4 separate regions of the Homo sapiens genome follow, and all the other regions are linked to region 1. Evidence: chromatin contacts called from ENCODE Hi-C or POLR2A ChIA-PET data. All regions are on one chromosome and are shown on one strand. The core of a region is the stretch at or near the end of the contact, and the rest is flanking DNA. Distances in the headings are between cores, read along the strand shown. Region 1 holds the start of HNRNPC (heterogeneous nuclear ribonucleoprotein C). Region 2 holds the start of NGDN (neuroguidin). Region 3 holds the start of PPP1R3E (protein phosphatase 1 regulatory subunit 3E). Region 4 holds the start of PABPN1 (poly(A) binding protein nuclear 1).

Region 1 (2,700 bases), core at 52-2,551:
GATAAGTCAATGTGACACTAAAGATCTAAACAATTTTTTTTAACTTTTAAGTTTTTTATCAAATTTCAGCACCCAGCAAATAATAGGCACTGTTAATATTTGCTTAATATAACGTAGCTGTGAATTTTTGCCCACATTTAGGCGGACGGGAAAATTAACGCCAGAATATCCCGAAAGTCAAATTTTGTCATCTTACACTTAGGAAGTTACGTTAAAAAATTCTCAAGTCTCGTAGTATTTTTCTTAAGCGCAATTTGGGAATTTCCAGTTACCTCGTGGTTTCCGTCATCAGGTTCTTGGCAAAGATTGCAATACAGTAGTTTTAGAACTATATTAACTAGGTATTCCATTAACTAGGTAAAAACCACTCGACTGACCTCGTGGTCAAATTCCTTACTAGTGCTGCTACTGACTTAATATGACCCTAGCAACCAACACTTTTCTGCCTCAGTTTCCGTCTGAGAAAGAGAGTTAATACCTACCTCAAGCAAAGTTCCACTAACTTATATATTTCAAGTGTTTTGTAACCTGCAGATGAAAAGTCAGCTGTAAATATTAATATAGTTATATCACAATATTTCCTTTTACAAATGTAAGTGAAAATAACTACTTCGAGCTCCATCATTTGCTCATAGAGAGAAATAAAATAAAAAGTTATCAGTAAAATGCTGAATCTTTTGTTAAACCTTTCTCGTAGGCCACGCGGCACGATCCAGGATTTAAAGGCTCGCGATACATCTACTTGGTAACCTTCCCCCTTCCCCTCCCCCACTTTTTACATGTAAGAAGAACGGAGGTAATAGAAGGCATCGGCGCTACGTTAACTTCGACTATATTAATGAGCATCACGATCTTCATTTTCATGATCCCGTAGTCCTCGCGGTCGTAGAAAATGAAAGGAAAGCAGCCGTTAACACAGGAAGAGCGAAAAAAGGACATTTTCCCTGGCGATCGTGGCCTAGAGGACACCAGGTTAAACCTATACAGAGGCTGAGGCCTATAAAACTGCCCCCGGCTTCAACCTAATCCCCCAAAACAAGCAGAATAAATGAGGGCCCGGTTAGTTAGGGGGAAGGATTCCCACATCTTCTCTCCCACACCCCCTCTCGCTTCCCGAAAAACCCAGCGCCTTCCCTGCGTCCGCCCTCTCCACTTACCAAGAAGGGGAGGGAGAAGAGATTCGATTCTGAGTCTCCTACTCCCGGGTTCTGCGTAGAGAAGCCGACTGCTGCTGGAGGTCGGCAACGCGGCCACAACCGCTCAGTCTTCGTCTCTTCACAAAATGGCCCCCGAGTCTCCTCTGCCGCCGAGGCGAAGGCCTAGTCCCCGCCCCATTCCTGAGAATCTTCCTATTGGCTGTGCGTTTTTTCGCTCCCGCTCCTAATTAGACAGTTCAACCGCTCCTCACAATGATATCCAATCACAATTAGCAGTGGGTTAGACTAAGCAGGCGAATTTCCACATGCGTGAGAGAAACTAGTTTATAACTGGTTAGTTTTCCTGTCATTTATTGCCTGGAGAATGCTTATTGGCTATTGCACGGGACGACCCTCTGGGTGGAAACTCGCCTTTGTATCGCGCACCGTCTCACATCCGGGTATCTGGGAGGCCTGATTGGCGGCCGCGGCGTCCTATCGCTGCCCCTTAGAGTGCCTAGTAGAAGATCCGCCCAGACCTCGGATTTCCGGCTGCGCGGGGGCGGGGAAAGGGTTGAGGGGCGTAGTTAGGTGACGGGCGCAAAAGACCTGCCCCAGCCCCGGGCCTAGGGAAAAAAAAGCGCGAAATGAAGCCTCCGTTGTGCAATGTGAATAAAGAAAGGACTTTTCTTAAAATGAGGAGGGAGCAGCAGTGACTAGGCCTTGTTAAAGTGTGTAGAAAACTAACCAGTCCTGCAGTTTTTCCAACCCCAGACCCTTTCTCAGTTCCAGATTCGAATGTCAGCTACCTCGTAGACATCTGCTTCTTGGCCTATTAAACCCTTCTTCAGACAACACATGTTCCATCGAAACCAACTGACTTCCTTATTCCTCTCCAATATAAAAAGGAAGTGCAGAATCCTGGCCTCTGGCCCCAGGGCATCTAATATCTTAAGTGCCAGCAAAATTGGCCCATCCTTCCAAATCTGGTCCCTTAATTTCCCTCCTCTTGAAATGGCTTGTCTCCTACCTACCCCCGTCACCTGCCAGTCTCTCTGGTTACATTATAGGAACTGCGCACGCAGTGGGGTAGCATCAGCTCTACTAAGCCAGCGGTTTCTTTTTTCTTTTCTTTTTTTTTTTTTTTTTTTTTTTTTTTTGAGGCAGAGTCACTGTCGCCCAGGCTGGAGTGCAGTGGCGCGATCTTGGCTCACTGCAACCTCCGCCTCCCGGGTTCAAGCGATTTTCCTGCCTCAGCCTCCTGAGTAGCTGGAACTACAGGTGCGCGCCACCATGTCCAGCTAATTTTTGTATTTTTAGTACAGATGGGGTTTCGCCATGTTGGCCAGACTGTTCAGGTGATCCGCCCGCCTCTGCCTCCCAAAGTGATAAGATTATAGGCGTGAGCCACCACGCCAGACCACTTTAAACTATTTTAAAAAGCAAAGACGAAAAATATGGGAGAAAGTATACACTAAAGTGTTAGTAGTGGTTCTCTCCTGGTGGGAAAATTACATGTGATTTTTTTTTTTAACTTTTTTTTTTTCAAACGGAGTCTCGCTTT
Region 2 (2,700 bases), core at 165-2,664, 2.2 Mb after region 1:
TGCTATCATAAAGCATATGAACAAACTAAATTTCAAATTCCCCGAAAAGGAAAAGTTTATTGCTGATCTAATTAGACAGGTCCGAAAATTTATGTAGAAATAGAAACTTTTCATAATACAAATCTTGATAAAACATTACAAAAGCTACTGGATAATTGACTAAGTATGCTGCAACAGCATCCTGAGCTTCCACAGTGGGCCTGAAGCAGCAAATTAAATGTTAGAGGAGTGGGGACTGAACACCCTCCTGCCTTCTTGAATCCAGCAAGATCTAGATACCAGGATTTCCTTACCTCACCTGCCCAGATACAGGTGTTATTCTTAATTCCAAAAGACAGCTTCAAGTCGGTAAGATCTGATTTCTAGACCCAGCTCTGTTGGACGAGTTGTGAACAAAAAATTATACACTATCATTCACCCTTTCGGTGCTTTATTTCCTAAGGCATGGGATGGGAACAATGAGTATCCGTCCAACCTACTTCACCAGCTTGTGAAAAACCAGAGTGAGAGAACACATCTGAAAGCACTGGGTAATGATGAGGCAGGTTATACTGAAACATGCACTGCCAGAGTTTGAACCAAGTTCTGCTGAAGACCTGTGTGACCGCGGTAAGTCATGTAAATATGAACCGTTCCCCAATTTGTAAAACGTATTCTTTTCATGTCCCCAAACTGGTAGGAGCGAAGAGTGTCGGGGCGTTATTGGAGCCGTTTCTCAGCGCTCCACAGTGCACACCAAGAGGGCAGGTGTCCTCGCACTCGGTTTCTAAACTCTGGCTCTGGGCTTCTCTAGCCTCGCTCTCTTATTTACAGATGAAGAAGGCTCAGAGACCGAGTGACTTGTCCACGGTCACACAAGGAGTAGTGTTACAGAATCGATTCCAGGGCCACCGGGTCTGTAAGGCATTTGGCGCGGTGGCCGTTGGATGAGCAGCCAGCAATGGCGGCTCTGCAATGTCGACACCGCAAAGCCAAGCCAAGGCCCATCACCTAGCGGCCGGTTCACGCACTACAAGAAAAGTGCCGTGAAAAAAGACTCTGGGTGCTGCGGCAGACGGGAGCCAATACGCGCTAAGTTCGCTCTGCTAATTCCTTTTTTCTATTGGTCCTTCCAACTGTCAATCAATTATTTGACTGTCTCTTATTGGCTTGCCGTCAATCATTTTACTCAGTCTACCAATCACACGCTCTTTGCCAAGTGCTTTTTTTCGTCCTGACGACTCTTTCTGAGTCTGACGAATTTAGCCAGTTCCTTTATTCCATTGGCCAGATCAGACTCCTCCTCTCGTTTATCCTGTTGGGGGCGGAAGTGAGAAAGCCCTTATTCGTATTGGCTTAGATTTGCAAGCGGCAGTTGTCTATCAAATCTATCAAGTCGCCCTTAGCGCTCAGGAAGTACGACACCGGAAGGGGTGGGCTTTGCGAAGATGGCGGCGCTGGTGAGTTTGGTGTGGTTTCTTCCTCGCGTAGCTATTGTGGAGTTGTCCTTTGCCTTCAGCGGCTGGAGGCAAACTGTTGGTACCAGGGAAGGGTGGTGATGAAAGTTGCTTCAGGGAGGCGGCCTCCCTAGAGTTACCGTTCCTGTCCGGTAACCCAAGGGGCTGGCTTTAAGGCGAGTCTGTGAACCCGAGTGTGAAGGCCCCGAGTCTGGGTGTCTGACGGAGAGAGGGCAGTTTCCCACCCTAGACGTTCCACTTTCCTATAATCCTGAGGAAAGAATGACTTTTCTTTACGCCTCCTCTCCCTTCTGTAGGGGGTGCTGGAGTCCGACCTGCCAAGTGCCGTGACACTTCTGAAAAATCTCCAGGAGCAAGTGAGTAGTGTCGCCTCTGGAATAAATTAGTCACGGATTGGCTTTGAGTTTGTGTACTTCACCTCAAAACTTTGGTGATTGAGATACGTGAATGCTTCCAAAAACCTTAGAGTAAAATGATGTAATCAAAACCTTTTCACGCCAGAATTCTAAGTAATTGATTCTGCACCCAAGGGAATACAAGAAACTCCAAAAAGAAATTATATGAATAGTTTTCCTTTATTCATATAGCTAAGGAAACCAGTGCTTGGAATGGTAACATGACTTGCCCTTTGGGTGCCCAGGTAATACACACTTATATACAGATGCTTCTCGACTTAACGATGGAGGTTATGGCCTGATAAACCCATTGTAATTCGAAAACCTCATAAGTCGAAATTTAGGCTTGATGCCGCTGCCCAGCATCACGAGAAAAGGACGGTTTCTACCGAATGCATATTTCTTTTACACCCTCGTAAAGTGGAAATTAAGTCATAAGTCGGGGAGTTATGTAGTTCTATGCATTGTAAGTTCAACTAGTACAAACAAAATTACAGTGCTTCAGTCACTACTCTCTCAGTCCTTTTCTCCTCCCTGTGGTTCAGTAAAAGATGGTCTCTTCTTTAAGAAGTGGAAAGTTTTTTTTTTTTTAAACTTTTTGAAGAACCATCTCTCCTATGCTTTCCGAGAAGTGAGAAGATAGTACTATACTTTAGACAGTGTTTCAGATAATTTTTAGGTGGCATTGTTTAGCTTTTGCTCTTCACAGTTTGCAGACATAATTTGATATAATCTAATCACTTGTTTTATTTGGGCTAATTTCAGGTGATGGCTGTAACTGCACAAGTGAAATCACTGACACAAAAAGTTCAAGCTGGTGCCTATCCTACAGAAAAGGTAAGATGTAC
Region 3 (2,700 bases), core at 112-2,611, 2.0 Mb after region 1:
CACGTAGAGCATAGTCACGGCCGCCGTTGTTGTCCCAGAACTCGTGACCTGTCACACGGTAGCGCAAGGCGAAGAGCAGGGCGCCCCCAATCGGCGGCGCGGGCAGGCGGAAGGCGAAGCGGTCGGCGCGCGGCGGGGGCGGGGCCGGACCGGCGTAGGCGGCTGGCGCCTCGCGTTGGCTCCGCCAGCCGTCGGCGCTCCAGCGCACGCTCACGCGCTTCTCGTAGGCCAGGTCCACCACGCGCGCGCTCCCGGCCACGCCCAGCGGGCCCGCCTCGGCGCGTTCCAGGCAGATGCGCTGCGTCAGCAAGCGGGCGGCGAAGCCGGGCTCGCTGGCCGGCTCCAGGGCGGCGCGCGCCTCCTGGGGGAAAGAAGAAGCGGGAGGAGGGAGCCCAGGGCGGAGAGAGGGGAGAGACAGGGGGCGGTGTCAGAGCAAGGCACTGGACCAATCAGAGGCCGACCCCGGCGTCCAGGCCGGCAGAGTGCGGCCCAGCTGCCAGGGTGGCCTAGAGCCACTCGCAGATGGGGTCCCCAAAAGGGATGGGCAGGCGCAAGCCCAGGGATGGGATGGAGATGGGTGCTCTTTGGCAAATCCACTCCCACAAGCCCGCTGCGGCCGACTGGAGGAGGTCCCCAGGAGGGGAGGTGCCCCCGCCGCCTACCTGGAGGCCGCGGGCGCGGGGCTGGCAGGGCGCGAAGTGGCGGAGGGCGTCCCTCTGCAATTGGATCTGCACGTGGCGGGGCACCCGGGGCAGCTCACCGGGACGGAAGCGGCGCACGACAGCCAGCTCCAACCCCAGTGCGTCGGCGAAACGCACTCTCTTGCGGGTGTCTGGGCTACGGCTGCGGGGCGCCCGGGCCCCGCCGCCTCCGGCTGGTGCAGATCGGGCCCGGCGGCCCCGACTCGGTGCGTGAGCGCGGGATCGGGCCCCGAACCGCGTCCCGCCCTCGCCTGGCTCCTCCTCCGGCTCCTCCTCGAGGCTGGGCCGCTGGCTACGGTAGTAGGCGCGCTCCGTTAGCGCGGCGATGAAGCTCAGGTTGCGGGGAATGTCGGTGCCCGGGGGCCGCTCACGGGACATGGCAGCCCCTTCCCCGGCGGGGCCAGCTCGCAGCGCCACCGCGCTCCCCTCTCTTCCTCTCTCCCGCCCGCCCCGCGTCAGCGCAGAAGTCGCTGGGTCCGCTTCTGCAGCCCCTCGCTGCTGTGTATTCTCCTTGCAGACACCTCCAGGATCCTCCACCTCCCGTTGCTTTGCCTCTCCTCTGTGACCACCCTTCCCTCCCTCTGGCCGTCAGCTTCCAGGGTCTTAGACTATCACATCCTGCCTCCTGCTAGCGGTCTGCTCTGAGCGTGCGCTCAACTGCACTCACCCTCCGGTTCCAAGGCCCTCACGGCCCGGGCGCCCCCGCCCACAGCCCTCTGACAGGTGGCTCCGCTTGTCTTCGCTGCTGCACCAGGGGGCGGGGACTCCACCTTTGCGGTCCCGAGTGAAGCTACTCAACCTTTTAAAAAAAACATCCACGGACGGGACGCGATGGCTCACGCCTCAAATCCCAGCACTTTGGGAGGCCGAGGTGGGAGGATCGCTTGAAGCCTGGAGTTCAAGACCAGCCTGGGCGTCATAGTGAGACCCCTGATCTCTACAATAATAATAATAATAAAATGTAAAAAGTCCTCAACTTTTCCGGCACAGCACAGGAAAGGTTAACGCCGGGAAGAAAAAATAACCTTTCATTTTCTTGCAGGGGAAGGTTCAAAACGCCCAGCATGTGACTTTATCTTTGGGGTTCACTGTTTTCTTTTCTGAAACCTAGGCTCCTGGTTTGGGCAGGGGGTGGTGGTGCGTGCAAAGAAGGAAAGGTCATGAAAGCTAGGTAGAGTCTTTCAAATAGAAGGTGAGAATATGGCACCCGAACTGAGAACTGCAGGAAGACCTAGCTTCTAGTGACCTTGAGCAAGCAAGGCATAACTTCTCTGGAGTCAGTGTTCTCGTGTGTGTGTGTGTGTGTGTGTGTGTGTGAGTGTGAGATGGAGTCTCGCTCTGTCGCCCAGGCTGGAGTGCAGTGGCGTGATCTCGGCTCACTGCAACTTCTGCCTCCCCGGTTCAAGCGGTTTTCCTGCCTCAGCCTCCTGAGTAGCTGGGATTACAGGCGTCCACCACCACGCCCGGCTAATTTTTGTATTTTTAGTAGACACGGGGTTTCACCATCTTGGCCAGGCTGGTCTTGAACTCCTGATCTCAGGTGATCTGCCCGCCTCGGCCTCCCAAAGTGCTGGGATTACAGGTGTGAGCCACCCCTGAACTCAGAGCCATACTCTGAACTCAGTGTTCTTATCTGTAAAAAAGTGGTGGAGTTCTGATTTCTAATCCAAGTGTAAGCCCTTTGAGGGCAGGGGCTTTGTCTGATTCATGGTGAGTTTTAGTATATGGTAGGCACTCAAATTATTGAATGAACAAGCACCCAACAACTCTCTTGGAGTTGGGACTGTGGAATTATAGGTCCAGTGGGAGCTTCCAAGAAGGGCAGAGCTGGCTTTTTCCCCTTTCATTTTTTTTTTTTAACATTAGTGAAAAAAAAAAGTGAAGTTGTTTTTAGTTTTTTTCTAACTTTCCTACTGATCTAATATAGCACTTACAATGTGCTAGGTACTGTTGTAAGGGTTTTACAAATACTAACCCATGTAATACAACCATCAGAGGA
Region 4 (2,700 bases), core at 182-2,681, 2.1 Mb after region 1:
GTACACTGCCATTCCTTTCTTTTTAATAAATGTGTAGGACTGCTACCAAAATATGGCAGTCCTGCCTTCCAGGGCTAGGTCTCATTGGTACTTGGGGTGCAGGGGTGTAGTGGGAACCTGCCAGGAGAAATTCCTCTGGGATCTTGGGGGCTTGAGGGCTTAAATGAAGGGTGGCACCCAAATCCCCAATCAATGCCTGTTCAATCAACAAACATCTAACAGGACATTATGTGGTAGGCATATTGCCAGGCCGTGGAGATGCGAATATAAATAGGAACCGGCCCCTCATCTGCAGGCGCTCACAACCTAGTTAGGAAACAGTAAAACAATTAAGCGCGCCGTGGAGATAGGCCCACTTGTCCTGGGAAATGAGGGGAAGCTGGGGTTTGCAGTGGTTTGATTGAAGGGGGACTACATGTTAGAGGCACAGACTGGGTGCAGGTACACCCAAAGGAACGAGAAGAGTGGAAGGAAACAACATCCACAAAGTAACCACATGCTGGCGTATCGAAGGCCGTGATTTACGGTTTTGAGACTTTACCTCGCCAGCAAAGGGGGGCCAGTCTGTTAGCGGTGCAGATTGGAGGGGTGACATTGGAAGCTGTCCAGGAAAAAGAAAATGGAACTGGGGAGCAGAAGGCCTACGCAAGAGGGCGGGACAGACAGGACTTGTGACTAGTAGCTCTGGACTGAGGAATCCTCCCTGCTTTCTGGTGCGGGAGAGCTAGTGGATGATGGTGCCAATAACCTGGATGGGGAAAGTAAGCTCCCTCCTGGAATGCTTCATTCACAACCTCCATTTTCAGCAACATCCCATCTACTGGTGCTTCCTGGTCGAGATACAAGTTTCCTGAAACTGCTGCTCTGTTTTGGGCCTCACCCGGCCAACAGCTCACTAGCTGGCAAGCAGTAGTATCAAGATGGCGGCCCCCTAGGACTGGCTAGTCATGTGACCTCGGGTTTCCCAAGTTTGAAGCCCGGCAGTCCTTTCGGGGGCAAGGTTCACCTGTCACGAAACGAGTGTCACCCCTTCGACTCTCGCAAGCCAATCGGCATCTGAGACTGGGCCACTGCGGTGAGGCGATCGGAAGATTGGTCCTTTCCAGTCGCCTAGCTAGGGCCAATCACGGAGCGTCCCATACTTCGCGGGCCCGCCCGTAGGCCGGGGAGAAGCAGGAATATCGTCACAGCGTGGCGGTATTATTACCTAAGGACTCGATAGGAGGTGGGACGCGTGTTGATTGACAGGCAGATTTCCCCTACCGGGATTTGAGAATTTGGCGCAGTGCCCCGCCTTAGAGGTGGGGCCTTATTTGATTGCCAAGTAATATTCCCCAATGGAGTACTAGCTCATGGTGACGGGCAGGCAGCTTGACTAATGAGTCCTCGGCGTGGCCGGCGCAGCTCTCCAATCGCCGGGCGGCGGGCCCCAGTCTGAGCGGCGATGGCGGCGGCGGCGGCGGCGGCAGCAGCAGCGGGGGCTGCGGGCGGTCGGGGCTCCGGGCCGGGGCGGCGGCGCCATCTTGTGCCCGGGGCCGGTGGGGAGGCCGGGGAGGGGGCCCCGGGGGGCGCAGGGGACTACGGGAACGGCCTGGAGTCTGAGGAACTGGAGCCTGAGGAGCTGCTGCTGGAGCCCGAGCCGGAGCCCGAGCCCGAAGAGGAGCCGCCCCGGCCCCGCGCCCCCCCGGGAGCTCCGGGCCCTGGGCCTGGTTCGGGAGCCCCCGGCAGCCAAGAGGAGGAGGAGGAGCCGGGACTGGTCGAGGGTGACCCGGGGGACGGCGCCATTGAGGACCCGGTGAGGGAAGGAGGGCGAGCGAGCAGGCCGGCGGCTGGCCGGCCGGGTCACTGGAGGCCCAGAGCTCGGGCGAGCGGGTGGCAGGCGGGGGGTGGGGTTGGGCGGGGAATAACGTGGCTGGGGCCGGGTCGGGCCGGGGATGGGTCAGCGATCACTACAAGGGGCCCGACTGGCTTGATTCGGGCGTCACGGTTGCCTAGTGTTGTTCTAGAGAGGGTAGCTTTTCTTTTATCACGACCCTCGCATGGGGCGAGGGAAATGGCCGAGCATGGCTGAGGCCGCGCTCTGGCCGAGAGCAGGGCACAGCCCCTGCGTTGGTTCCTCTTAAGCTGTCCTCCATACCCTCCCCACTTATATTAGGAGCTGGAAGCTATCAAAGCTCGAGTCAGGGAGATGGAGGAAGAAGCTGAGAAGCTAAAGGAGCTACAGAACGAGGTAGAGAAGCAGATGAATATGAGTCCACCTCCAGGCAATGGTGAGTAACTGGCGGTTGCACGCGGAGCCCGGGTTCTCGGGTTGGAAGGGTTGTGGGGAGGATGGGGAATGTGGGGTTAGATACTCGGCACCCTGGAGCTGCTTGTCTGAGCTATTATGACTGTGCCGCGGTCATAGTCCGTTGTGTGTTCCTCTGACCTTTGTGAGGCAGAACGTATATTTTGGTGGTGGTAGCCTTGTGCCTCCCTTTGTGCCTGTTATAATTGTGTTGCTCTTTGTTCTTAGTCTACGTCTATCTTTCTTTGTAGAGGTTGCGTGCTCGCATTTGACCTTCAAATCTAATAGTTTTTCCTCCAATTGGAGACGCTTTAGGATTCTAAGAGAAAGCAAGCTGCAAGGGGTTTCCCCTTTAATCTAGAAATGTGGAGTCTCAGCCCACTTAATTTTGCTCACTCTTAAAAGCATTTCAA

What was found. Hi-C counts contacts between places; a loop is a spot of excess contacts on that map. ChIA-PET counts read pairs that join two places held with the same protein, here RNA polymerase II (POLR2A). Pooled maps may share reads with other maps.
Region 2: a loop to region 1 is called in a pooled map, with 24 times the contacts of the local background. The contact joins the promoter of NGDN here to the promoter of HNRNPC in region 1. A Hi-C loop is called at or near these places in 1 of 37 single-sample maps with no recorded cell type and 9 of 50 pooled maps. POLR2A ChIA-PET finds 5 or more read pairs at or near these places in 2 of 52 experiments (activated T-cell and naive thymus-derived CD4-positive, alpha-beta T cell).
Region 3: a map of prostate gland shows a loop between it and region 1 (8-fold over the local background). The contact joins the promoter of PPP1R3E here to the promoter of HNRNPC in region 1. A Hi-C loop is called at or near these places in 2 of 168 maps with a recorded cell type or tissue (naive thymus-derived CD4-positive, alpha-beta T cell and prostate gland), 3 of 37 single-sample maps with no recorded cell type and 14 of 50 pooled maps.
Region 4: a pooled map shows a loop between it and region 1 (16-fold over the local background). The contact joins the promoter of PABPN1 here to the promoter of HNRNPC in region 1. A Hi-C loop is called at or near these places in 2 of 37 single-sample maps with no recorded cell type and 12 of 50 pooled maps.

What each region holds. Positions count from the first base shown.
Region 1 is chr14:21,268,141-21,270,840 of GRCh38, forward strand. It overlaps HNRNPC (heterogeneous nuclear ribonucleoprotein C), which reads right to left and starts at 1,302. Exons shown (of 9, transcript NM_004500.4): 1 at 1,158-1,302. RefSeq lists enhancers at 781-1,405, 1,043-1,302, 1,406-2,031 and a silencer at 1,393-1,472.
Region 2 is chr14:23,468,289-23,470,988 of GRCh38, forward strand. It overlaps NGDN (neuroguidin), which reads left to right and starts at 1,415. Exons shown (of 11, transcript NM_001042635.2): 1 at 1,415-1,439; 2 at 1,754-1,813; 3 at 2,618-2,689. The coding sequence starts at 1,428. RefSeq lists a silencer at 1,042-1,091 and an enhancer at 1,178-2,118.
Region 3 is chr14:23,301,498-23,304,197 of GRCh38, forward strand. It overlaps PPP1R3E (protein phosphatase 1 regulatory subunit 3E), which reads right to left and starts at 1,362. Exons shown (of 5, transcript NM_001276318.2): 1 at 663-1,362; 2 at 1-361. The coding sequence starts at 1,079. RefSeq lists silencers at 59-488, 499-558, 639-1,148.
Region 4 is chr14:23,320,026-23,322,725 of GRCh38, forward strand. PABPN1 (poly(A) binding protein nuclear 1) reads left to right here and starts at 1,432. Exons shown (of 7, transcript NM_004643.4): 1 at 1,432-1,795; 2 at 2,156-2,270. The coding sequence starts at 1,445. BCL2L2-PABPN1 (BCL2L2-PABPN1 readthrough) reads left to right here. Exons shown (of 8, transcript NM_001387346.1): 4 at 2,156-2,270. RefSeq lists enhancers at 523-1,173, 862-931, 1,185-1,996, 1,997-2,700 and silencers at 1,332-1,761, 1,822-1,891.